Regions from separate parts of the Mus musculus genome. Here regions 1 and 3 are each linked to region 2. A link is a loop called in an ENCODE intact Hi-C map of the cell type or tissue named here. Cell type or tissue: left cerebral cortex. All regions are shown on one strand.

The links. A loop is a pair of places that touch in the nucleus more often than their neighbours do. Peaks named below come from ENCODE experiments on the same cell type or tissue, not always from the same donor. Only the 100,000 strongest peaks of a DNase experiment are listed, where the experiment ranks them.
Region 1: a loop joins it to region 2, with 7 times the contacts of the local background. A loop is called at or near these places in 8 of 42 quality-filtered maps.
Region 3: it touches region 2 in a loop (2.3-fold over the local background); 7 of 42 quality-filtered maps call a loop at or near these places.

Annotation. Positions count from the first base shown.
Region 1 is chr3:20,150,457-20,158,456 of GRCm38, reverse strand. Gyg (glycogenin) reads left to right here and starts at 3,341. Exons shown (of 7, transcript NM_013755.4): 1 at 3,341-3,459; 2 at 5,592-5,727; 3 at 7,330-7,504; 4 at 7,756-7,918. The coding sequence starts at 3,453. In left cerebral cortex, no CTCF peak of the experiment used is centred here; a DNase peak (open chromatin) is centred at 3,482; H3K4me3 peaks cover 1,502 bases; H3K27ac peaks cover 717 bases.
Region 2 is chr3:19,625,696-19,633,695 of GRCm38, reverse strand. It overlaps n-TRacg3 (a tRNA gene), which reads left to right and starts at 5,665; the gene lies at 5,665-5,737. n-TYgta1 (a tRNA gene) reads right to left here and starts at 5,341; the gene lies at 5,249-5,341. n-TYgta2 (a tRNA gene) reads right to left here and starts at 4,914; the gene lies at 4,826-4,914. It overlaps n-TAagc14 (a tRNA gene), which reads right to left and starts at 4,701; the gene lies at 4,629-4,701. In left cerebral cortex, a CTCF peak has its summit at 4,736; DNase peaks (open chromatin) are centred at 3,703, 4,901, 5,349, 5,679 and 1 more place; H3K4me3 peaks cover 2,149 bases; H3K27ac peaks cover 1,947 bases.
Region 3 is chr3:20,027,013-20,035,012 of GRCm38, reverse strand. It overlaps Hps3 (HPS3, biogenesis of lysosomal organelles complex 2 subunit 1), which reads left to right. Exons shown (of 17, transcript NM_080634.4): 2 at 4,208-4,699; 3 at 5,695-5,866; 4 at 5,968-6,053. Among named protein-coding and RNA genes, the nearest start is that of Hps3, 4.3 kb to the left of the region's middle. In left cerebral cortex, no CTCF peak of the experiment used is centred here; DNase peaks (open chromatin) are centred at 4,131, 4,195, 6,099 and 7,512; H3K4me3 peaks cover 834 bases; H3K27ac peaks cover 602 bases.

The sequences.
Region 1 (8,000 bases), 520 kb before region 2:
ACCTGTTTATTTTCCTGAAAGTCATATTCGGTCATATTCTATCTTTGACTCATTCTGTCAGATCTTTCTCTGATTTGTCACTTTGTCTGCCCCTCAACTGGATGTTATTTTTGGGATTAAAGATGTATACTAAAGGTGTGTCAATGGTGTATATTCCAGGCAGAGGGATTAAAAGTGTGTGGCATCTCTGCAGTCCAGCTGTGTCATATATTTGGATGTAACTCCTTGCTAGAGTAGCCCTGTTGCTGGATTAAAACTCCTCTGCACTTAAGTGAGACTGGCACTTTATTGTCTTTACAATGGCTATATCCATAACCCTGAGGCTTTCTGAACTAATTTCCAAGACTTGAAGATTAAACAAAACTTAAAATTTAAGTTCATTTTAGAAATTAATTGAAAAAATACAAGCTTATTTATTTATGTAAAAGAATTTTCTTTTATAAATATACTCATAAATTTCTTTTTTCTGTGCCTTCATTTTTAAGTTATATTTCTTTAGTCTATTGTGAAAGGGTAGGAGTGGGAGCTTGCTGTTAATTATGATTGTGGAGAAAACAACTTGCAGGAGCATCCTCTCCTGCTTTGTGGTTCCTGGGCATTGAACTCAGGTTGTTTCCTTGGCAATAAGTGCCTTTATCCACTGAACCATCTCACTGGCCCAGAAAGTGGCTTTATGAAAGGGGGAGGTTATTTAGATGAGACTGGAGTGCTGAAATAGTAAAATAGTAAAATACAAAGTTGCAAATACATTGTCCCAAGTAAATACATTGTTGCTGTTGCCGTTCATATCCATATTTAGAATGTCCTAAAACTTTATGCATTATCTGGTAACCTAATTTGGTTTTATCAGCTATACTGAAGTTTCTACAAACAAGATCTCAGAATGAAGGGCCTCTCTCCTTTCCAGCATCCCTTTCATTTTCTGTCTTTCTCATCAGTAAAGGCTGTAAACTCTAACTCTCTCTCTCTCTCTCTCTCTCTCTCTCTCTCTCTCTCTCTCTCTCTCTCTCTCTCTCTCTTCTCTCTCTCTCTCTCTCTCTCTCTTCCTCCCTCTCTCCCTCCCTCCTTCTTCTCCCTCTCTCCCTCCCTCCCTCCCTGCTCTCTTGGAACCCAAGACTACCAGCACAACCCACAAGGGGCCCTTCCCCCTTGATCACTAATTGAGAAAATGCCCCACAGCTGGATCTCGTGGAGGCTCCCAACTGAAACTCCTTTCTCTGTGATAACTCCAGCCTGTGTCAGGTTGACACACAAAATCAGCCAGTACATGGGTTTTTTTCTGTTTTTTCTTTTGTTTTGTCTTTTGTTTGTTTGTTTACATGACCCATCTATTATCCTGGAAAAGAGCCACTCACCATTGAAGCACCTACTACTCTATCTCCTTCCTCCATTTAAGTACAGTTTAAGTATAGCCTTTACACCTCCTAAAGAGAGCAATTCTTGTAAGCACACAAGGTTTGAGTAAGTGGAAAATCGTGTTTTCCCTTTGCCCTGCAGTTTTGTTTCTTAAAAATGACATATATGCCAAGTACTAGAAGGTCTTCCTAACATGGTCCATTGGCCTTCAAGCCACAGTGGGTATGGAAAGACTAGGAAGGACTCAAAAGAGCTTCGTGAAGGGTAACACTTCAAAAGCTCTGACCTTAAGATCCTAGCGCTTGGGAGGCAGAGGCAGCGGATTTCTGAGTTCAAGGTCATCTTGGTCTACAAAGTGAGGTCCAGGACAGCCAGGGCTACACAGAGAAACCCTGTCTTGGAAAAAAAAAAAAAAGAAAGAAAGAAAAAGATTCCGATTCTATGTGTATCCCTGTATTCTCACTCAGAAAACTCAGGGAGGAGACTCATTTTAGGCCAGAAATAGGAGGGCAGCTTTGCCTTCACAACTAAACCTTGTACCAAACAACAATGAAAATAATCACCTTAGTTTCTCAGGGCAGGAGGACAGCACAAGCCTGATGTGTACAAGACTCTGTGTTTGAGCCCTAACATTGCAGATTAAAAAAGAAAAGAAAAACATCTTATTCTATGCTGGCTCCTCCGACCTGATCACTACACATTGTAAGCCCAACTGACAATACTGCAAAAATGTATAAAGTTAATACAATATCAGTTAAAAATAGAGTGTAGTTTTCAAATGATGCCTCTAGGAGACCTGGACTAAAGAACAAAAATTGACTTTTTAACTTGTACTGGTTGAGTCTAGTGGAGGAGGTCTAAGCCCACAGGCCAAGGAGCAATGGTGTAGATATGGCCTAGGATGATGGGTGTGGGACTGTATCTTTATAGACCCTCTGTGAATATATAGAATCTTCTGCCACATCTAGTACCCAGTGCCATAGCCTAGCAAAAGAGTAGCATTTATGTGTTTACCTTAATGCTCTCACTGCTGCCTGGGGACTGGGGCAGGTGTTCGGCATCATGGAAGAATACCATATTGCATATCACTAACCAATGAAATATCAAAATTCAAAGTGGTTTCTGATGATGGATAATGCTTTTGAACTAATATGAAGTTGGAAATTGGAAGTTCAGCAACGACTGTAAGTTGAGGACTATATTGAGGATTGCAGTGCTGTCTTTCCCTATTCTTCAGTATCTGTTTCCTGCTTTGAGTTGATATTGTCACCGTTCATTATTGAGAAAAGATTTACAGAGCGCCGATCCACCATTGCTGTGCTTGGGCCGAGTGGGTGGGAGGGAGAATTGTGTTTGCAAGGTGCAGGCTACATTAGAAAAGTATTTCTCAACTTCCCCCCTGAAATGACAAATTGGCCTTCAAGATTTGTGAAATAGATGAACCGAAACAACTGAATTACCTAAGCAGAATTACGGGAACTTACTACCCTTTATCCAGAACCAGTATGCTAAAGGCACTGGGGCTTTCTATGGGAGTGTGTTGATCTGAAACAAACCTCTCCTCTTAAGGCTTATTATCATAGCAAAGTAACTTAACTTTCTGAGCCTGAGTTTCTCCTACCTACAAGTATATGGCATTATGGGATTCCTATGCCCTTGACTTGGTAAAAGGGTCTTAACTACCTGATTAAAACCAGTGGTAAGATTCTAAATATTTGGCAAAACCGTTCTCTTCAGTTTAAAAAGTTTAAATGAATACTGTAACTGGCGTGGCTTTCGAGAGGTCTCTGTTAATTGAAAGTTTATTACCCTTCCTTTTCCTGCCACAGGCCACACAGCTCTGCCCCCTTTCTTTCCCAGGCCCTGGAAGGAACGCCCGCGGCGCAGTCCCCAACAGGTGTCCCCTGGGCACAGCAGCCTGCGGGTCCCCAGGGTCGCCCCGCCCGCAGTGCGCACCGGGGAGGATGCGGCCTGGGCTTGAGCCTGCGCGGCCACGTGACGGCCGCTATAAGAGCGGCGGGCTGCGGACTCCCGCCCTCCCTGCTGGCCGCGGTCACCTACCGGCGCCCGGCTCCTCCGACCCACCCGGCCACACTATGACAGGTACGCCCCGCGTAACCGGGTCCCGCGACGTCGCCGCCCCTAAGCCCGGGAAGCTCCGGGTAGCTCGCGAACCGTGGAGAGCGGCTCCGGCTGCTAACCGAGCCGCGCTGCAGAGCGGTGGCTTCCGTCTCCCGCATCCGGGGAAGGCCAGGCGGGGTGGGGCGGGCGCCGGACGCACCGGGGTCGCACGGAGCCCGGAGGTGCTCCTGCCATGGGGAGCAGCAGGCGCCCTACGGAAACACCGGGTTGCGGCCCTGCTCTGGCCGCTGCACTGATCCTATTTTTAGGCCTCAGCAGCCGGGTGCTGCTACATGGGAGCCGGCTAGCGCCCCGGGCGGGCCTCAGTGCCACTTGTTGCAAAGTGTCAGGCCCTAGGCGAATAAACCCCAGGACTGGGCACTAGAGGTAACTGGCCCTTCTGAAAGCTTGAAGCTGTAGCCTGGGTTATGACAGCAACTGAACGGCCATCTGAAGGTTAAACCACCCAGCTGTCAATTGTCTTACTGTCCATTTGTAGGCTAAGTCTGGTGTTTTAGCTTGTGTTTATAACATCTGGCCCCTCCTTTTGTTAATTTAACCTGAGAAAGCATAGCGTAGCTTCCTGTAGTTTTTACATACCCGTTTATTACACCACCTCTACGTTTCTCCGCCACCTCCTGAAGTCTCTTTGGATTTAACACATTGTGCTCATTTTTAAGTACTTTTGGGGCAAAATGGTTTTGAAATGTTACTGTCTCAGAAATGTTCTAAGAATAACACAGGCGAGTATCAGCCGAGGTTGATGGATGTGGCAAATGTCATTACAGAGTATAATTGACTGGAGGTAGGGAATTCACAACTTTCTTCATCTTGGTAGTGTAGTGGGTTGTTCTGAAAGATGGCCCGGTAGTATGAGTTAAAATGGCTTTCAGGTTTCCTTCTGGGGAATGCGCTGGATAACCAGACAACCCACCCACCACACTGTCCCTGCTCAGTGGAATTCCCACTGCTTCTAGCATCCACACCGGAAAATAAGCAAGGGGAAATGAGGAAACCTGAGAGTAACACTGACAAAATCTCCTAACTCTCTTCTTGGACATCAGTCACCCCAAATGACTGCTGTGGAGCTTGAACCTTAGGATCCCTATGCGCTTTGGAGCCCCAGCAACTGCTAATGTTAAAGTCCCCGTCAGAGGTGGTCCCCAGAGTAATCTTACAAAAAGCCTGAAAAATCTTACAGGCTGATATAATGAGGACTCTTCAGTGGGAGAAAGAATTCATGTTTGACTTCTGTTCTGGATGGGGGTTTGGGAAAATTGGCATGTATGTCCATGTCTCTTGTTAGGGGAGGAGGGGAGAATGGGGAAGGTGGTATATTGCTCATTTTCCCAGAAAAGTAAAGGCAGCTGGCCATGGGTTACACCTTTAATTACTAGTACTTGGTATTGGAGACAGGGTTGTTGTCTGGTCAGCTTGGTCTATGCAGCCAAGCCCTAGCTCAGAACAATAAAAGCTGGGAACATAATTTATCGGTAGAACGCTTCCCTAACGTATGGAAGGTTCGGAAGCATGCAGATTGGGACCCCAGGGAAGAATGTGGGTTAGGATAAAGAAAAGACAGAGAAAGGAGATAGAGATGGAAGGAGACAACAAGAGAGAGGTTGGATAGAGTCGGCGTCTAAACTCACCAACAGTGATTGGTCTCTAGTAGGTAAGGCCGCTGTGGGAAGTTCAGTCTTGGCAGATGCTCAGTTACTTTCTGGGGTGGTGGGTAAGGAGGATCTTGCCTGGATGAAAATACCACTCACCAGGCCTTGTAAGAGCAAGGAAGTGTGCTTCGGAATATTCTCATCACCACCCGTTTCCTAAGCTCCACTCCCGGGGTACAGTTTGCTCTAAGGATTTGTATGGACTCTAACTGGGGTTTGAGTTTTGTGGTTGTTGTGATCGTCTTGGAGGTTACCTGGCATTCCTGCTAAGCTGCAGGTTTAGCCTATTCCTAGATAGATACCTGTGTGAGCTTTCCCACAAAAGGGGCCGCTGCCTCATTAACTAAGTTGATCTGTGAGATGATTTTGCTGAACTGTTGGTTGAGAGAACACCTGGGGAAAATTCTTTTCAGCTGAGATATGCTTCTTTTTCTTTGTATTAAGATCAGGCTTTTGTGACGCTGACCACAAACGATGCCTATGCCAAAGGTGCGCTGGTCCTGGGCTCATCTTTGAAACAGCACAGGACTACTAGGAGGATGGTTGTACTCACCAGCCCACAGGTTTCAGACTCCATGAGGTAAAGATTACCTGCCTGTCTGTCTCCTTGTCCTTGGAACACTAACACTCTTCTCCCTTGTACCAGTGGCACGGAGCCTGCACCTTCCTGGGGAGCGGAGCACTAAGTAAAAACAGATAATCAATGCCAAGCTAAAGATTATGGAATTTGACATTCCTTCCCCATTTTGGGGAGATGTCCCAGGATTCCTCCAGGGAGGTTCCGTCTGTATTCCATCTTCCTGATTCCATCTCAGGAGAGAGAACTGCCCCCTTACTGAGTCTTCTGAGGGGGATCCTGCCAAGTTCTGTCTGTCCTCACTCGTCTGTAGTCCTTTTCCCCCAAATGAAACTAGGATTGTATTGTTTCCTGCAAACAAGGAAACCTTCAGGTGCTATTGAACATTGTCATTTCTAGCTGATATTTGTCACCTAGTGATCTTTATGTATGAGAGAATAAAGTCCTTCTTATTAGGCTTCTGAAACTGCTATTTTGTTGGGGACACATGCTGCGAAGTGTAAGCTGCTTATTGATTCATTGGTTCATTTTGAGTTTGGAAATTCAGTTTGCGATATCTGTATAGTAAACTTAAGAAGATTTTGGTGTTTCAGCAGCTTTGTGCTGTCTTGTTTTTACTACCTCCTGGCCTTCTTAGAAATTGAGAATACCTTATATTTTTTTAAAATGTAAACATAGGCCAAGGGCCTTTAAAAAATAAGGCACTATACATATGTGCATATACATATATATGTATCTTCCACATTAATGACATTGATCCTACATGGCTCTTGAGAAAGGTGCTCCAAACTCTTTCTTCTGATATATCCATTAGTGAGGATGTGAAACACCCAGATCTGGTCTTGTACCCCACTACCATGACTCACTACAGTCGCCAGTGTCAAGGCCAAGGTTGCTCTGTGAACTAAAATGTATTTGTTAGCCAACTTACCTAACTTGAGAGATGAAATGCAACACCAATCTTTCTTCTGTTAAAGGCTTCTCAGTAGTTAAATGTTCGTATCGTTCAGTTTTCCTCTAGCTAGATACAGTGTCTGTTTCATTAACATGCCACTAAAGACATGGAAACCTGAATTCAATCCCCAGTACCCATATAAAAATCTTGCATCATGGTGCTACATGTCTGTAATATCATCACTAGGGAGGCAGAGAGAGTTGGATCACTGGAGTTCACTAGCCAGCCATCCTGACCTAGTCAGTAAGTTCCAGGTCCCACTGAGAAAAGATTTCTCAAAAAACAAAAACAAAAACCACCAAAGCAGATAGTTCCTGAGCATGACCAGTGACTTCAGCACGCACATGCTCTCCTGTGTGTGCACTCTAACTGATGAGTGCACACACACACACACACACTCTTAAGTTAGGTGACATCATAGCAGTTATCATTACTTATGGGATTTACTTCATGTGCACGTGAACACATAAAGTGTGTTCTGAAGTGCATAAAGACAGATGTAAGAGGGTAGACTATGTCAGCGCACCCGTTGTCTTGTGATTGACAGGTTATGAAGTAGAGTAAGGGAATACTCTTAATACTCTTAAAGTAAGTGTATCATGTGCTATGAAAAGAGTATATGTGATGCTTTCTGGAACTTATTTTTACAGAAAAGTTTTAGAGACTGTCTTTGATGACGTCATCATGGTAGATGTCTTGGACAGTGGTGATTCTGCTCATCTAACCTTAATGAAGAGACCTGAGTTGGGCATCACATTGACTAAACTCCACTGCTGGTCACTTACTCAGTATTCCAAATGTGTGTTCATGGATGCAGATACTCTGGTGAGTGTGGCTTTAAGGGCTGAAAAGATGTGCATAGTAAGGGAGACCTGCTACTCATTTGAGAAATGCTATCAAGACATGACAGATAAAGCCACTATCATAAGAAGTGTCAAGTGATGAAGGAGAATAATCCTAGGCTGCCATATAGCTGTCCCCATCTTTTGTTTTGGGTAACCGGGAGAACCTTAGAAGGGTGTGCCAGGGCAAGAACATTCTTGAAATTCCTTTCTTTGTCTTTCTCCTTGAACCAGGTCCTCTCAAATATTGATGATCTGTTTGAAAGAGAAGAATTATCAGCAGCACCAGACCCAGGGTGGCCTGACTGTTTCAATTCTGGAGTCTTTGTCTATCAACCCTCCATTGAAACGTATAACCAGCTGTTGCATCTGGCTTCTGAGCAAGGTAGTTTTGATGGTAAGTACCTGCTATCATGCATTTGATAAGCTACTAGTAAGTCTCTATATATTTAACTAACTCTCTCTCTCTCTCTCTCTCT
Region 2 (8,000 bases):
GGGGAATCTAAATGCTGGTGCTCAGGGAGCAGGGGGGAATCTAAATGCTGGTGCTTACACTTTTACAGGGTGTGGGACTCCACCCCAGGGAATGGGGAACAGAGCTCCACATATCCAGGGTTGGTCTTCCATTTAGTTAAATCCATCTTGAAGTGCCTTCACAGACATGCCCAAAGGCTTCCTAAAAGATTCTAAAATCAGTCCTTTGGCAATCAAGATCAACATAGACTGAAAGAAAACCAGGAATTGCAAGGCCAGTCTTGCTTCTAGCTTAATATCTTATACCCAGTAAAATCGAGGAAGTTATGACTGATTCCATCATTAAAACAGAGAAAAATACAAACAAAACAAGGTAAGAACACCAGATGATGTGAATGCTGGAGGCACTGGTGAGCCCTGAAGGAGGGGGCTTAGGAAGAGTGGACACACACACGCAGGACATGGCTTGCAGCATTGATTAATTCTCCTCCAAATTACTTTAATCCCAGAACAAAACAAAACAGCAAATAATTAATCTTGGGTAAACCAAGTGTTCTTGGTGTGTGGGCACAGATGTGCTAGCTCTGCGTGTACGTGCATATGACAGCCAGACACTGACATCAGCTGCCATGAGCTCTCATGCTCTGAATCTTCTGAAGACAGGACAATTGCACAGGCTGACTGGTTAGTGAGCCCCTGGGACTCTTCTGTCTTCATCGCCCAGCACTAGGGTTGCAAGTGTTTTTATGTGGGTACTTGAGCCAACTCCTGGGCTAAAAATGTTAGTAGTTTTCTGCAATACACATCCATCCGTCCTCCTCCCCACAACTATTATAAGCAAAATACACTACACATTCCATAAAGAAGGCTACACTTTATTTGAAATTTAGATGAACTGGGTTTGTTCCAAGTACCAGGCTCTGCTGTGTTCTGCACAACTTGGCCCTGGAAACATGACTCAAGGGACACAAGAATGAAGAAATGACAGCTAGAAAAGCTGTGTGGGGTCACCCATGATACAATAAATCCCCCCAGAAAGTTCCTGTGTATATCACACAGGGAAGGGGCTAACTCCTCCAGAGGGAGGCCTCTGAGAAGCAGCACCCTCAGCATGCACACATACAGAGGCAGGAAGCTCTGGTTGACAGTTTCTGCATACACTGGTTTTAACTAAAGGCCAGTCACTCCTCACTAGTTCTGGGAACAGAGGAAAGCTTTGTCATCCCTGTGGACCTCACCTGGGGTAGGCTTTTTCCCTCCTTGGGTCTGCTACACTGGGGTCCTTGACACAGATTCCATATTAACAATATACTGTCAGCTGGGGCTTCACCTTCTCTCCATAAGGCTTGGTAGATCACCCAGATACAATGGCTCTTCCTTTGGTTTCCTATAGCCAAAGCTGTGGATAAAAACAAACAAACAAACAAACAAACAAAAAACCCCACTTCCTAAAAAATGTGAGCTACTTGCGCATTCCTGTTTTCCCAGTGTGTGGGAGGTAGAGCCAAGGCCGCACCCTATTGAAGGCCAGTCTAGAATACACAAAACCACCACCCCTTACAGTGACAACAGAGGCAAGACCCTCATCCTGAGAATTTCTGCTTTTATGCATCGATCTTAAAAGTTACTGAGAAATAAACCAGCCCTAGCCTTCATCTGTGTAGTGAGATCCCAGTTATTACCTACGCAGAAGAGCCCAGTACCTGATCAGAAACTCCACTGGTCACTTGCCATGTTGCCTCTGCTCATTGGCTCTGTTACAGTTTTTCTTGCTACCTGGCAACAAGGAGTTTGAACATATGACTTTAAATTTTGAATGAGAAATGACATTTCATAAAGATAAAAATCACAAGGAAGGGACTAATTTCAAGTGCTTTACACGCTGGCATTTCATGTATTAAGCTGATTGCAAACTGCTCACTGGAAGCTGTGTTTTATCTTGATAATTGTTCCACCTTCAAAGTTGTTCTTTCTAGATTTCACTTCATCACGAAGATCTTTGAGAAAATGAGTAAAAATTAGCATACCATACTTTCTTCTGAACATTTCTTGGCACAATTTTTGTTGTTGTTGTTGTTGGTTTTTGTTTTGTGTTGGTTTTAGTTTTTCTTTTTTTTGTTTTTTGTTTTTTGGGTTTTTTTGTTTTTGTTTTGTTTTTTTTGTTTTGCACATTTTGGGTTTTTATTGCTGATTACAGACTTTAACTACAAAATGTGCATTGCAAGTCAACAAGACGTTTTCATATGTCCAATAAAAGTTTAAAGAAACAGACAAAACCCACAAAGGACAAGAGAAATACAAGCTTCAAACAATAGAAATTAAGTCTCCACCGTCAAGGCCTGCCAAAAATTTGAAATAACCCAAACCGTGCAAATGTTCAACAGAGACCATGGCCATACATGGGATTGTAAATACTTGTCCCATTAAGGACAAACCAAACAAGTTATCAGTTATGTTGATGATCAAGACAAACAACCTCATTGGCTTACAGCAATATTTTCTGTCCTCTGTAAGAGTTTGTGACAAGTTCAAGAGGTTGGAAACCTGTGTTGCTTCAGCAGGGCGGTGCTCAGAAGTCCACATGGTTCTAAGAAACCATCCTCAGCCCCTGCATGGTTTTAGTTTTTCCGAGACAGGGTTTCTCTGTGTAGCCCTGGCTGTCCTGGAACTCACTCTGTAGACCAGACTGGCCTCGAACTCAGAAATCTGCCTGCCTCTGCCACCCAATTCCTGGGATTGAAGGTGTGCGCCACCACCACTCAGCTTCTTAGCTTTTTGGCACAATTTCTGTGCTAGAAATACCCAGTGAGATGCCCAGCAAGTGGTCCTATCTGACGCCTTCACCAGGCTCTAGTCCTCCTTAGCACCATTGGAACTACACACCCCTGCCGCCATGTTCTTACAAGCTCTTAGTAAAATGCCAGTGGTTACTTTTACACATACGCTATTACATGGCCATCCCATAATGTGTTTAACCACATTCTGTATTTTCAGTCTTGGTCTACTTCCTTGGCTTGGGAAAGCCCAGCACCCCTTTTCTGCACTGTCTTATGTGTTTAGACAGCACATATGTGTTTAGACAACACATATGCAAAGATTCCACGTAACTCCTCGGGGCCTGCGGGTGTAGCATGTTCACCAGGCCCCTTGGTACTGAAGTCTGTCCCAGGCTCTGCAGTGTGCCAGCAGAATACCAGGCTGCATTTATGCCTCTCACTCTCCTCCCCTCCCGTTTCCTTTTCCTCCATCCGCATCCCCCTTCTTATTGATTCTTACTGTGTTCCAGGACCTCTGCTAAGAGAGTGAAATTCTATCTTAAGTGAGAGGAAGTGCCACAGGGCCATCCTGCTTTATGGAAGATGAAAGGGAAATAACCCAGATGCTGAGCACCCTGTCCAATGTCCTACAGAGTCAACACAAGCCACTGGCTCTCACTTCCTGTGTGACTAACCTCTCTGTGACCCAGCCTCCTGATTTTCACATCTGAACCTCTGCACTTCCCTGTCTGGATTGCTGACCTCAGGAAGTGTCTGGATTCTGGTGCAGATACCATCCCTACTATCTGACTTGACATTCCTTTCTCTTTTTACCACATACACTTACAGGAATTGTTATTGTTCACAAATAAGATTTAAGTGGCAAAGCACTGTGGTGAACACCAATAACCCCAGTTCTGGGAAAGCGGAGGAAGACAGTGAAGAGCTAGAGGCCTGCACACCCTGCTCTGGCACACGCATACACACACACACGCACACGCGCACGCACACGCACACACACGGTACTTGGGAGGCACAGGCAACTCAAGCCCAGCTCCTGAAGCCTTTGAGAAGAGGCCTGGTGAACATGCCACACCTGCAGGCCCCGAGGAGTTACTTGGAACCTTTGTAAAATAAGAAAAATACATAATTTTATGTAGGGGGATATATTTAAGTGACAAAGATTTAATCAAAAGCTTTATTGAAAATAACAAAATAGGATTAAAAATGGAAAGATAGAAAGTGGAAGACAGCTAGAAATTGCAGCAGATTGTATACACTGGAAACAAAAGCACACAGGTTGCCCAGGACTCTAAAATGTACAAAGGAATTATGACTTATTATAATCGTCAAAAGGCTAATAATTCTGCCCTTGACTGAAGTATATGTGTGTACGTGTGTAGTATGTCTTTTAACGAGGGAGCCTAAATCGGACCTTTTTTTTTTTTTTTTTTTTTTTTTGGTTCGGTTTGGTTTGGTTTGCTTCATTTGTTCGTTTGTTTTAATTTTCAATTTACCCTCTGTGAAAGTCCCTAGTCTACGCGATGCCCCACAATTTCTTCCTGGAGAAGACTAGAGTCCCGTACGCTTCTGAAGAAAATCACTCCAGCGCCATGATATACACCCTTAGGCCTCGTCCCCCGTGGAGCCACACAGCCCCGGACCCTCAGCTTAGCCAGGGTTTAAAGCTGGGTCTATTTCCGGGTTTTGCTGGGGAGCGGCTGTTGCATACCGGTTAATGCATGCCTGGAAGTTTTGGACACCACACAAAATACAAGGTTGAAAGGTTGAAAATCATCTCGCTGAGTTTTGCCTACTGTCTTTCGGCTTCAATTGAGGTATATAACAATGAAAAGAAAAACTACAGAAATGCAAAGACAAAAAAAGGGGAACTGGAGGATGCGGGCATCGATCCCGCTACCTCTCGCATGCTAAGCGAGCGCTCTACCATTTGAGCTAATCCCCCTCCACCGGCATCTGGCCTTTATGTGCTCCCCTAGAGGAGGAGGAGCGCACTGCGAGGCATGGAAATTTGTTCCGAACATGCCTCATAGATAGGATTAAAAGGTAAAAGAAAATAGCAAGCTCTTTCCTTCGAGCCGGAATCGAACCAGCGACCTAAGGATGTCCACAGCCACAAGCCTACAGTCCTCCGCTCTACCAGCTGAGCTATCGAAGGGAGCGGCAAGCCGGTTGACGGAAGGGCTCCATAACGCCACGTCACTGCTCCGCGCGGCCGGGAAAAAGGTCGCCCCCGTGCGTGGAACGCGGGCTCGCGCAACCGCATACGTGAGGAACCGACTTAGTGGTAGTACACCCGTACTCTGGGACTGGTCGGAGAGCGCTCTCACTATGAGGTCGCAAAAGGTTGACGAGTACGGAAGAATACAGGCCCTTTTGGGAGAGAAAGTCCTCGAACCGCCAAGATGGTTAGCGAGTACAGTAGCTGAGAGTGGGGCCCCGGGCAAGACCGGTAAGTCTAAACACATAAGCATGGAGAAAACATTACTGTCTCCTTCGAGCCGGAGTCGAACCAGCGACCTAAGGATGTCTTCTAACGGGGAGTTAGCTACAGTCCTCCGCTCTACCAGCTGAGCTATCGAAGGGACACAAGAAATGTTCTGCCCCTTGACACTGAACACATCTCAATCAGGAGTTCGGTTGACAGAGGGAGCTGCGCATGCGCACTAGTCAGGACTCAGACGTTAGGGGCGCGGGTCGTTCTACGCATGCGCACAGCCATCGTTTTGCCTCCCGCATTCCTGAGCGGCCTAGAAAGGACCCTAGCACAAAGTCCTCGGGAGGCCCAGGCTCTGGTTCTCATTCTTCGCCTCGCCTGCCTGTGCCACCTTTGCCCTTCTCACTATAAGACTGTAGAGAACGATCTCATGCTGTCATCTCGAAAGCCCCTAGAGTAGCCCACGCCGACGGGCCAGTGGCGCAATGGATAACGCGTCTGACTACGGATCAGAAGATTGTAGGTTCGACTCCTACCTGGCTCGAGCTTTTGGCCCAACCGTGTTGGGCTAGCTCAGTACTTATAGCAGCCTGCATTAATAACCAGCCTGTCCCTGCTCCTGGCCCCATCACCCCTCTTAAGGCACGTGGCGCAGGGCCATTCATTAAAATACATTTTTGACATGGTTCTGAAGCGTTCAGAAAAATATTTTATCTAAGTGGGCCATTACTTGGCATTTTAAGACAGTAAAATGATAAGTGTTTGTCTCCATATTCTGATAATGTGCCCACACAGTTGTAGGGCTTTTTGGTTTTTTTTTGTTTTTTGTTTTTAATCCACCCATTGGCTTGGGTCTTTTCACCAAGTCAGGTGTTTGAGCAAAAGGAGCTAGGTGGCTGTTATCATGCCGACTAGATAGCAGCTGGTATCTTTAAAGTTGTTTAGTGTTTCTCAGGGTTAAAAAAGAAAAAAAGAAAAAAGAACCTTTATGGAAGTTGAGGGAGCGTTGCTTTCCTCCACGTAAGTTCATAGACAAACCAAAGAGCCGCTATCGTGTTCTTAGTTCATTTTCTTATTTTGCAAGGGTAGGAAACAAAGTGATTATTTTCAGGTCATTGTTACAGCATCTTTGCACTGTGAGAGAAACCATCACCCTCAAGCAACTTAAGAGGAAGAAGCACAGGGGACCAAGAAGTGGGGGATGATGGTGGTTTCTTTTATTTTTTTGTCTCTTATTACAAAATTTCACGTGAGCTACAGACACAGTCACACAGGGAAGCCGTAGGAAATGAAGGCTATAGTGTCAGGAAGGCTCCTTCCTCAGTGCCTTCAGTTCCTTTTTCTCTAGGGCCGTAGGGCTCCCCTACAAATCGCTGAGCTCTTGATGAGATACAGCATGCGCTTCAGCCCTTCCCAGTAAATGAGAAAGCCCATTTGTCTCTTAAATGGGGAAACAACACCTTAAATAGAAGAAAGTTCAAATGAAGCAAATGGCCCAAGAGAATTAAAAATAACATGAGTAACGGAACAAAAGTATGTTTCGAAATGCTTATGGTTCTCCTCTAGGAATCCAAGAAGGTATTGCAACAGTGAAAACCAGAACACAGGTAGCAAAAGCATCAGAGAGCAACTGAGTTCTTAAACCTTAAAACCAGGTCTGCTCAGGCAAAAAAATTATACGTCAGACATAGATGATGACCAAATGTGAAGATGTAAATCAGAGTGCACATATCTTGAAGCACATCAGACATTGGAAAGCAAAACATTATAAAAGTGAGAGCATGGAAAAGAGATCCAGAGAACACAACTCCCGAATACATGTTCTAGAACATAAAACAGGCAATCGGGGAGCAAAGTGGCCATCCATGAGGACTGGATAAAAACAGCCAAGGCTGAACACAGGCTGGTGAAATGTAAAACCCTTGGAGGCTTTCACCAATGAGGGCCCAACAAAACAAAAGACAGCAGCCTTGAACAAGAATAAGAATTGGTCTGTAGCCAGACCTAGCAGCAGCACACACTAAAAGGCAGTAGGGCAGGGCCTTTCTGTGAGAAGACAACTTTGAGACAAAATTGCCTACCCAATCAAATAGCACATGTGAAAGCAGAAAGGTCAAATTTGCAGGAGGCTCTGTGCTTGTTTGAATGAGAATGACCCCATAAGCTCAATATATTTGAATGTTTGGTCCACAGTTGGTGAATCTATTTGGGAAAGATTAGGAGGTGTGTCCCTGCGCATCAACTTTGAGGTTTCAAAAGCCCTTACCATTTTAGGTGGATCTCTCCTCTCATCACTCCCTCCCTCCTTCCCTGCCTCTCTTCCTCCATTCCTTCCCCAATGACCCACCTGGTGGCTATGTCACTTTCTTTCTACCATGATGGCCACGAACTAACCTTCTGAAACTGTAAGCCCCAAGTTAGATGCTTGCTTTTACAAATTACATTGTTCATTGTGTCTTACTACAGCAATCGAAAATTAATACAGTCTCTAAATATCTTTCTGAGAGAAAATAAATATAATTTGAAGATGTCATACCAACAAGTTCTCCAGGGAGATGAATCTGAGAAAGAATTAGAATACACATTTTTAATGTATACATTTTTAATGTAGAAATGGAGAGGGGGGACCTGGTACGAAAAACATCATGTAGTAATGCTGAGTTGACAGCTTCTGCCAGCACCTTTGGTAGTTCCAAAGCAAGGACTGCCCTTTAGAAGAGACCCAAGAAGGGCAGAAACAGTTGGGCCCTTTGTACCACTTTCTGGTTCAAAGGCTGGTAACATCTGGAGGATCCAGAACATTCTGT
Region 3 (8,000 bases), 400 kb before region 2:
AAGGGATTGGTGCTCTTCTAGGCTGGCTGCTGACAGTCAGTGTGGGTCGGGCACTAAGTGCTAAAGTCATTTTGTGTAGTTGTTTTAGCGACCGCAGATCCGGTGTCGTGCCACGGTCCGGTGCTTGCCTAGTTTGCTTGAAGCCTTGGTCTGATCCTCCTTACTCAGATTGCTTCAACTAGTCATTCTAGCACTTTGGAGGTAGAGACCGGAGGATCTGAAGTTTAAGGTCCTCTGCAGTTTGGTGAGTTCCATTCTAGCCTAGGCTACAAGTAATCATGTCTCGAAGCAAAACAAAGCAGACACCCCACGTGGAGATGCAATGCTGACTGATCCCGTCCACAGCTTGAAATAAAGACGTGTGGCTCGGTTCCACTTATGCCAGACCCTTAAAAGATTAATGTAAGAAAACAAACCTGGTTCAAGAGAAAGAGGAGGGAGAATGATATCCTGAAGTTCACAGGAGGCTCGACCTCAAAAGTTATCTCAAATCGGAGCCAGCCCTTTTACCTCTTAAGTCACTATCACTTGTGGTTGATTTATTACATTGGGTTGTATCAAATGCTTGGCCCTGGTTGGATACTAATGACTTGAGCCACACCGACTGGAGGAGGCTAGCACTAAACCATGATAACCTCGTTCTTGAAACCTTGAAGAACAAAGATGCTTTTATTACCATGTTGGCTGCCTTAAAGAGCTTCAGGAATCATGTGGGATGGCATAAGTATCACGGGCCATATAACTCAAAGGTAGCATTCAGTCCACAGTTGAACTTCAACTTCTGAGTGTAACTTCTATTAACCCATGCATGACTAAACATTAATAGGCTGACCCCTGGCAATGCCTAAGTTCAGAAAACCTGTCTGATGTCTCCTTTGATGCCTTTTTTTCTTCTGAGTAAATGTTCTGGTCTGTGTTCTCTCAGTGCCTAGTGTCCTCTGCCATAGCAAATCCACCTTGTCAACAACCAGGACTATCTGTGCATTTATATTTACTGTGAATGTTTTGGAGGCCTTTTTCCCAGGCAGAAAGCATTTTCTTTTTCTGTCAGGTCCAAAGGAAACCCCAAGTCCCAAACTCCAAAGGGCAGTCCAAAGATCCAGACGTGAGCTCCTCCATGGCTATAGGAGGAGTTCTGGTGTTTAGTTAAAAGCCAGCCTTCCTTCCTCAGGAACTTGTGGAGGCAGTTCCTGTCTGTCAGAGGAGTCATTTCCCTTACCTCTGGCAAAAGGAGCTATGGCTCTTCAATCTACATACACGTGTGATACTACTCCTCAGCATCCCAAGGTCCAGGCTAGCCTCAGGCCTCCCTCAGTCCCTGAAGTACCTATTACATATTTCCAAGTCCATGCTATCTCACTGTGCTCTTCTCTCTCTTGCAGATAACCTTGGCCATGTCTATTCAGCTGGCCATGTTCAGGTTACTTCTTTCTCTCTCTGCTCTGGATTCATCCAGATCTTCTGGCTGTTTCTCCCTCTCCCTCTCCCTCTCCCTCTCCCTCTCCCTCTCCCTTTCCTTTTATCTCCTTCTCCCTCGTCCCTCTCCCTCCATCGCCTTTTCCCTCCTCCCTCTAACTCTACCCTCTCCCTCCTCCCTCTCCCTCTCTATCTCCCTCCTCCCTCTCTTTCTCCCTCTCCCTCCTTGCTCTCCCCTCCTCTCTGTACCCCACCTATCTTCAATAAAACAAAACCATTTCCCTTAACTATACCATGGAGGGGTCATGTTGACAGTTTTACTTTGTACGGGCCCACCCCCTAACCCCCCCCCCCCCCAAGCCTACACTTACTAATCAGCCAAATGCTGCTCTCCCTTTGTAAGTTGTGGGCACTCAGTAAGTCATCTGTGGGGTCCCTGTAACCAGATTTCTGTGGCTCATGGTTTGAGAGGGTTCAGCCCACCATAGTGGGTAGGGTTCACATCATGGTGACTAGAAGGTAAAGCAGAAACAGGAAGGACTAGGGCAAGATAGAATTGCCAGATATCCCCTCTTCATCAGTGACCGTCCTCCCAGAAGTCTCTTTCCTCTAGCCAGACTCCCCTCCACCCAACCCTACCACACCAAAGTTTCCAAAACGGATTAGTGCATTCATTAGGTCAGAGCTCATGATCTAGACATTTTTGGAAACGTTGTCACAAGAAATAACCAGAGGTGTGCTCTTAGGTGTTTCTTTGCCCAATCAAGTTGAGATGATGAACCATTACAAGAGCATTAAGGAAGGAAGGAAGGAAGGAAGGAAGGAAGGAAGGAAGGAGAAAGGAAGGAAATAAGGAAGGAAGGAAAAATGTAGATGGTAGGTTTGGAATTTTTTTTATTAAACAATTTTTTATTAGCTATTTTCTTCATTTACATTTCAAATGCTACCCTGAAAGTCCCCTATACCCTCCCCCTGCCCTGCTCTCCAACCCATCCACTCTTGCTTTCTGGCCCTGGCATTCCTTGCAAGACCAAGGGCCTCTCCTTCCATTGATGGCCGACTAGGCCATCTTCTGCTACATATGCAGCTAGAGACGAGCTCAGGGTGTACTGGTTTGTTCATATTGTTGTTCCTCCTATAGGGTTACAGACCCCTTCAGCTCCTTGAGTACTTTCTCTAGCTCCTCCATTGGGGGCCCTGTGTTCCATCCAATAGATGACTGTGAGCATCCACTTCTGTATTTGCCAGAAACTGGCATAGCCTCACAAGAGACAGCTATACCAGGGTCCTTTCAGCAAAATCTTGCTGCCATATGCAATAGTGTCTGGGTTTGGTGGCTGATTATGGGATGGATCCCCGGGTGGGGCAGTCTCTGGATGGCCCTTCCTTCCATCTTAGCTCCAAACTTTATCTCTGTAACTCCTTCCATGGGTATTTTGTTCCCAGTTCTAAGAAGGGGCAAAGTATCCAAACTTCGATCTTCCTTCTTCTTGAGTTTCATGTGTTTTGAAAATTGTATCTTGGGTATTCTAAGTTTCTGGGTTAATATCCACTTATCAGTGAGTGCATATCATGTGAGTTCTTTTGTGATTGGGTTACCTCACTCAGGATGATATCCTCCAGATCCATCCATTTGCCTAAGAATTTCATAAATTCATTGTTTTTAATAGCTGAGTAGTACTCCATTGTATAAATGTACCACACTTTCTGTATCACATTCCTCTATTGAGGGACATCTGGGTTTTTTCCAGTCACACTAATTTCCCTGTCTCCTGACACCTGTACTAATAGGAGAATTATTAAATATCTATGGCACATGTGTATAGGATATTTTATAAATCTAACAGGTGGATAGCCATGTATCAGTCTGGAGGAAACGATTTATTCATTATTTAAATTATTACAGGTGGTTTTTGTTTTATGTTTATGCTATGCAGTTACTTGGATTCCACCACCCCAATACCCCAGAAAGTTACTAACCTGCATGCTTGAGGTTTTTAATTCATGAAACAGGTATAATAAAAATTACTATAGTTATAGCAAGTCATTACAAAAACTGTGATTATTAAGTTCAACATGAATTTAAAATTGTAGCTTGTTAAATAGATTTAGTGTGATAGCACAAAGAAGACAAAAGCCTTTCTGGGACCCATGTTTATATGAAAGGAAGTGTTTTGAAGGTCACACACCAGACTCTGTGTAAACCTTAGCTCTTAACGATGAGATTGAAAGGGGAGGTCGTTATTGTTTTTATTTTGTATTTCACTATTTTGATTTTCACAACAAATGTTATTTTCATAGGGAAAACCATCCCATATCATCACCAGATAAAAGAAGATTAACTTGGATTTATATTTCATTTGGCTATTTCTAGTTTTATCTTACTTTGAAGCGTTGTGACTTTTCTAGGATGTGAAGGAAATGTCATCCGTTAATTCTGTTAAATTCAGAGTTCCTTAATTCATACCTGAATTTTGTAAGCTATACTAATATTACTGTAGCTTAGTAGAGCTTCGCTAGAGTTACACATTTTCAGCGGTGATAAGATTGCTAGATGAAATGTAAATGAGTCATCGTAAGACACTAAGATGGGAAGAGACTGTATTTCAGAACCTCTATGGCTGATGTAACTTAAAAACACACCTCAGAGGCTGTTGCTTAGATGTCAGCTGTGTTCCTTCTTTGAGTTAGTGATTCCTGTGTTATATTATACATTCCATTTTCAGGCAGCAAAATAAGTCGTTGAGTTTGTAATTCTAAGATCCAAATGCAATCTTGCTTCCTTTTTTAGGAGACTATCTGGTAGCAATTGAGGAGAAAAACAAAACTATATTCCTGCGTGCTTACGTGAATTGGAGGAGTAAGAGGAGCGACAACTCCCGTGTGTGCATTCGAATGGTTGGCCACAATGTGGAGGCATCCTTCTGTGAAAGCTTTAGAGACCAGATGTCTATAATTGAGATGCCAATGTCTGAGGCCCCTTTGTGCTTTTCGTGTTGTCCTGTGAAAGGAGATCTTCTTGTTGGATGTACAAATAAGTTAGTGTTATTTACTTTGAAGTATGATATCATTAATGAGGAATTCTCAATATTGAACTTTGAACGTTCATTAATTATACACATAGATAATATCACTCCTGTTGAAATCTCTTTTTGTGTTGGATATGTTGCTGTCATGTCTGATTTAGAAGTCTTACTCCTAAAACTGGAGTCAGACCCTATACATGGAGAGAGTGTTGACCACCACCCACAAGAAACCAGCAATCCATTGAAAGAGGCGGAAGGTACGTGATGCATTTGACTTTCTAGTTTTAACTATAGAGAAATCATCTTTTTGATAACCTTTAAAGAAACCTGGTATCTATAGTGGCATGCCACAGTTCTTATGGGCTTAGGTCTTCCTGTTACCCTGGTTTGTGTTTATGACTATCCATAGTTGATTCTGCACTGTGTAAATATATTTCTACTTGTATTTGTCAGTAGGTGAGTAATGGAGCAACTGTTAATAGATGAGGGGTTTCTAAAGAGAAAACAGTTGGTGTTCTTTTGTTGAGACAGGGTCCCATTGTGTCCCTAGCTTCCCTGGAACTCACTTGATGCAGGCTCTGCTCAAATTTGGGATCTTCCTGTCTCAGGTTCCTGAGTGTAGTCATTATAGCTGTGAGTCCCTGTGCCTGGGTTCCTGAACTACATGGGTTTCCACTCTGTGTTCTCATAGTCAATATTTAATGACATTTAATAACACTAGTTATTTAATAACACTAGTTATTAAATGTTGCCCCCTCCCCATTTTTTAAATTGACAGTGAGCTAGAGGGTTTTTTTTTGTTTTGTTTGTTTGTTTGTTTGTTTTTGAGAGGAATAAACCGTAATTGAAATAATGCCCTCTGTGATACGGATCTCTAGGCAAACCAATGTGGCATTTTCTTAACTATTGATGTGAGAAGGCCTAGCCCATTGAGGATGGTGGCGCTCCAGAGCAGGGAGTCCTGGGTTGTATAAGAAAGCAGGCTGACTGAAACCACTGGGAAGAAGGCAGTAAGCAGCCCTCCTCTATGGCCTCTGAATCAACTCCATCCCTGAGTTCCTGCCCTAACTTCCCCAGTGATGGAGTGTGATCTGAGAATTGTAAACTGAAGTAAATTGTGATCCTCCCTAAGTTGCCTTTGGTCAATGTTCTGTCATAGCAATATAGACACAGCTAGGACATATATGTCTAATGTTCAGTCTGGAAGATGGTAGCGCTTTAGTGGGTAAATTCTTAAATTTTATTTTTTAAGGTGTCAGTAATGAAACTTCACAACTTGAGTCAGAAGATTTTGTTATCTGTCTAAAACCCATGGAACTCATTGGTGAAAAATGTGAACAGTCTGGGATATCTGTTAAACTGGAGTCCACAGGATTAGAAGATGAAAAAGTAAAATATTTACGTGTTCGGCATCTATTGTATAGGTATGAGAGTTCCTTTTCATTCACGAGCTTTTAGCTTTTTCATGCCAGCTTAAAAATCTCTGGAAATTAGATCTCTTCCCTGTCTCTTCTTCAACCCACAGACGTTTTGCTCCAGATATTTCGTCCTATGTCTTGTCTGATAACATCAAGTTACATTCCCTTCAGCTGCTACCCATTCACCAAAGTGGTAAGTATAGCTGAGCGGCAGGGTAGAGAGGTTTGCAAGGCCTGGGCTGGAAGAAAGACCTGTGTGGAGACAGTAGGTTGGGTTTTGTTTTTGTTTTTTCTGCTGAATCTTCCTGAGGAAAGGAAAGTCATATTGGCTAGGAGAAGTGAAACCATTAGGAGGATGTGACCAGAAAACCTCATTTCTTTTTTCTTTTGAAATTGTCTATAGACCCAGAGAAGGAAATCTGTGAGCACTATTGGAGTAGAGGTCTGTCTAGTTCCAGCTGAGTATTTGACACATTTTCTTAGGATGACCTTGTAAGCGAGGTAGAAAAGCACGGTTTGAGTGGAAACTCATTCAGAATGCTACTTTTCAATCCTGCTGCATACTGCATTCCTGGACACTTAAAAATATAATGCGAGATGTAGTGAAGTTGGTCAGGTGCTTTTTTTTTTTTTTTTTAGCAGGAATAAAGCTTCATTCCTAGCACTGAACAAACAGAGGTTTGTGGCGGTATGCACTTGTAATCCTATCACGTGGGAGACAGAGAAGGGAGGGCCGGAAGTGCAAGGTCATCCTCTGACTACACAGTGAGTTCTAGGCTAGCATGGGCTCCATAAGACTTTGTCATTAACAAAAAAAAAAAAAATATGGTGGGGACTCTAATTCTGACTTAATTGGACTGTTTTGAACTTTGGCACCAGTGTCCTTAAGTGTTCACCAGAAATCTGATGAGCGCTGCACTTGCTCATGGCCCGTTCAGCATCTTCAGATGTTTTCTGGGAAGATATTGTTGTAGCCGCATGTATTTATAACATTTAAGTAGATGCTTATTGAATAGCTACACTTGTGCTGAGTACTGAGAGAAAGCAGGCAACATGCTTGTACCTAATTACCTAACTGTGAAAGCAGATACCCATCACGTACTAACAACACTGAAATAGTGCTCTATGGGAAATGAGCCCTGGTATACAAGCCTGTAGCAAAGACCCCCTGTAGAGAGAATAGCTTACATAATGTATGGATGCATCGCCTGAAATTAACAAGCCTCTGGCTTAGGCAGGAAATACAGGTGGGGCATCTAGAAGGAAAAAAAAATTCTGGAAGGGGATGCTGGAAAGGAGACAGATGCATGGTACCTGAGCACAGAGAACTAGCCACGTGACGGAATGTAGGTTAAAGTAAATGGGTTATCTTAAGTCATGATTCTAGTCAGAGAAGAGCCTAGACATATGGCCAAGGTATTGTAAATATATTTTGAGTCTGTGTCTCATTTCTGGGAGCGTGGGGCTGAGAGGAAGAATAAGGCCCCAACTTCAACAACCCCCTGACTTTTTCTTGGGTCTAGAAAGGCTGCTTCCTGAGACTGGATCTGTAGGGTGGAGGAAGGGGAAGAGAGTGTTCCAAATAGAGGAACCCACAAAGTTCTCTCATGAGCAAAGAGTCTGTATTTGAGGAACTGAAAGAGCCAAGACCAGAGAGAGTGGAGAAAAAAATGGGTGTGTGTGGTACAAGGGTGGACATAGAGCTCAAAGCTAGTCAGCGTGTCAGCTCTTTCATTCAGTGAACTACCCATACAGTTGGAATAAAAAGCCCTAATCGTCCAGGGCCAGTGTGACTTAGCTAACTCTGCGTTCATTTGTCTCACCCCGACCTGCTTACTGTTCTCTAGCCAAGTTTCCTTTCCTGTAAAACCTACAATTCCTTCCACCGAGGCCTAGAATGTGCGTGCTTCAGCTACTGCATGAGTGGTATAGTCACATCTTTGAGAGCACAGCTCAAATATCACCGTACCACAGAGGACTTCCCTTGGTTCTCTCACTTTGACTCACTTTTATTTTTATTGTGTGTGTGTATGTGTGTCTGTCTGTCTGTCTGAGTGTGGGCTTGGCATGTGTGTTGCTGGCAGAGGCCAGTGAAGACGTTACAGGTTGTTGTGAGACACCCAACTTGGGAGCTGGGAAC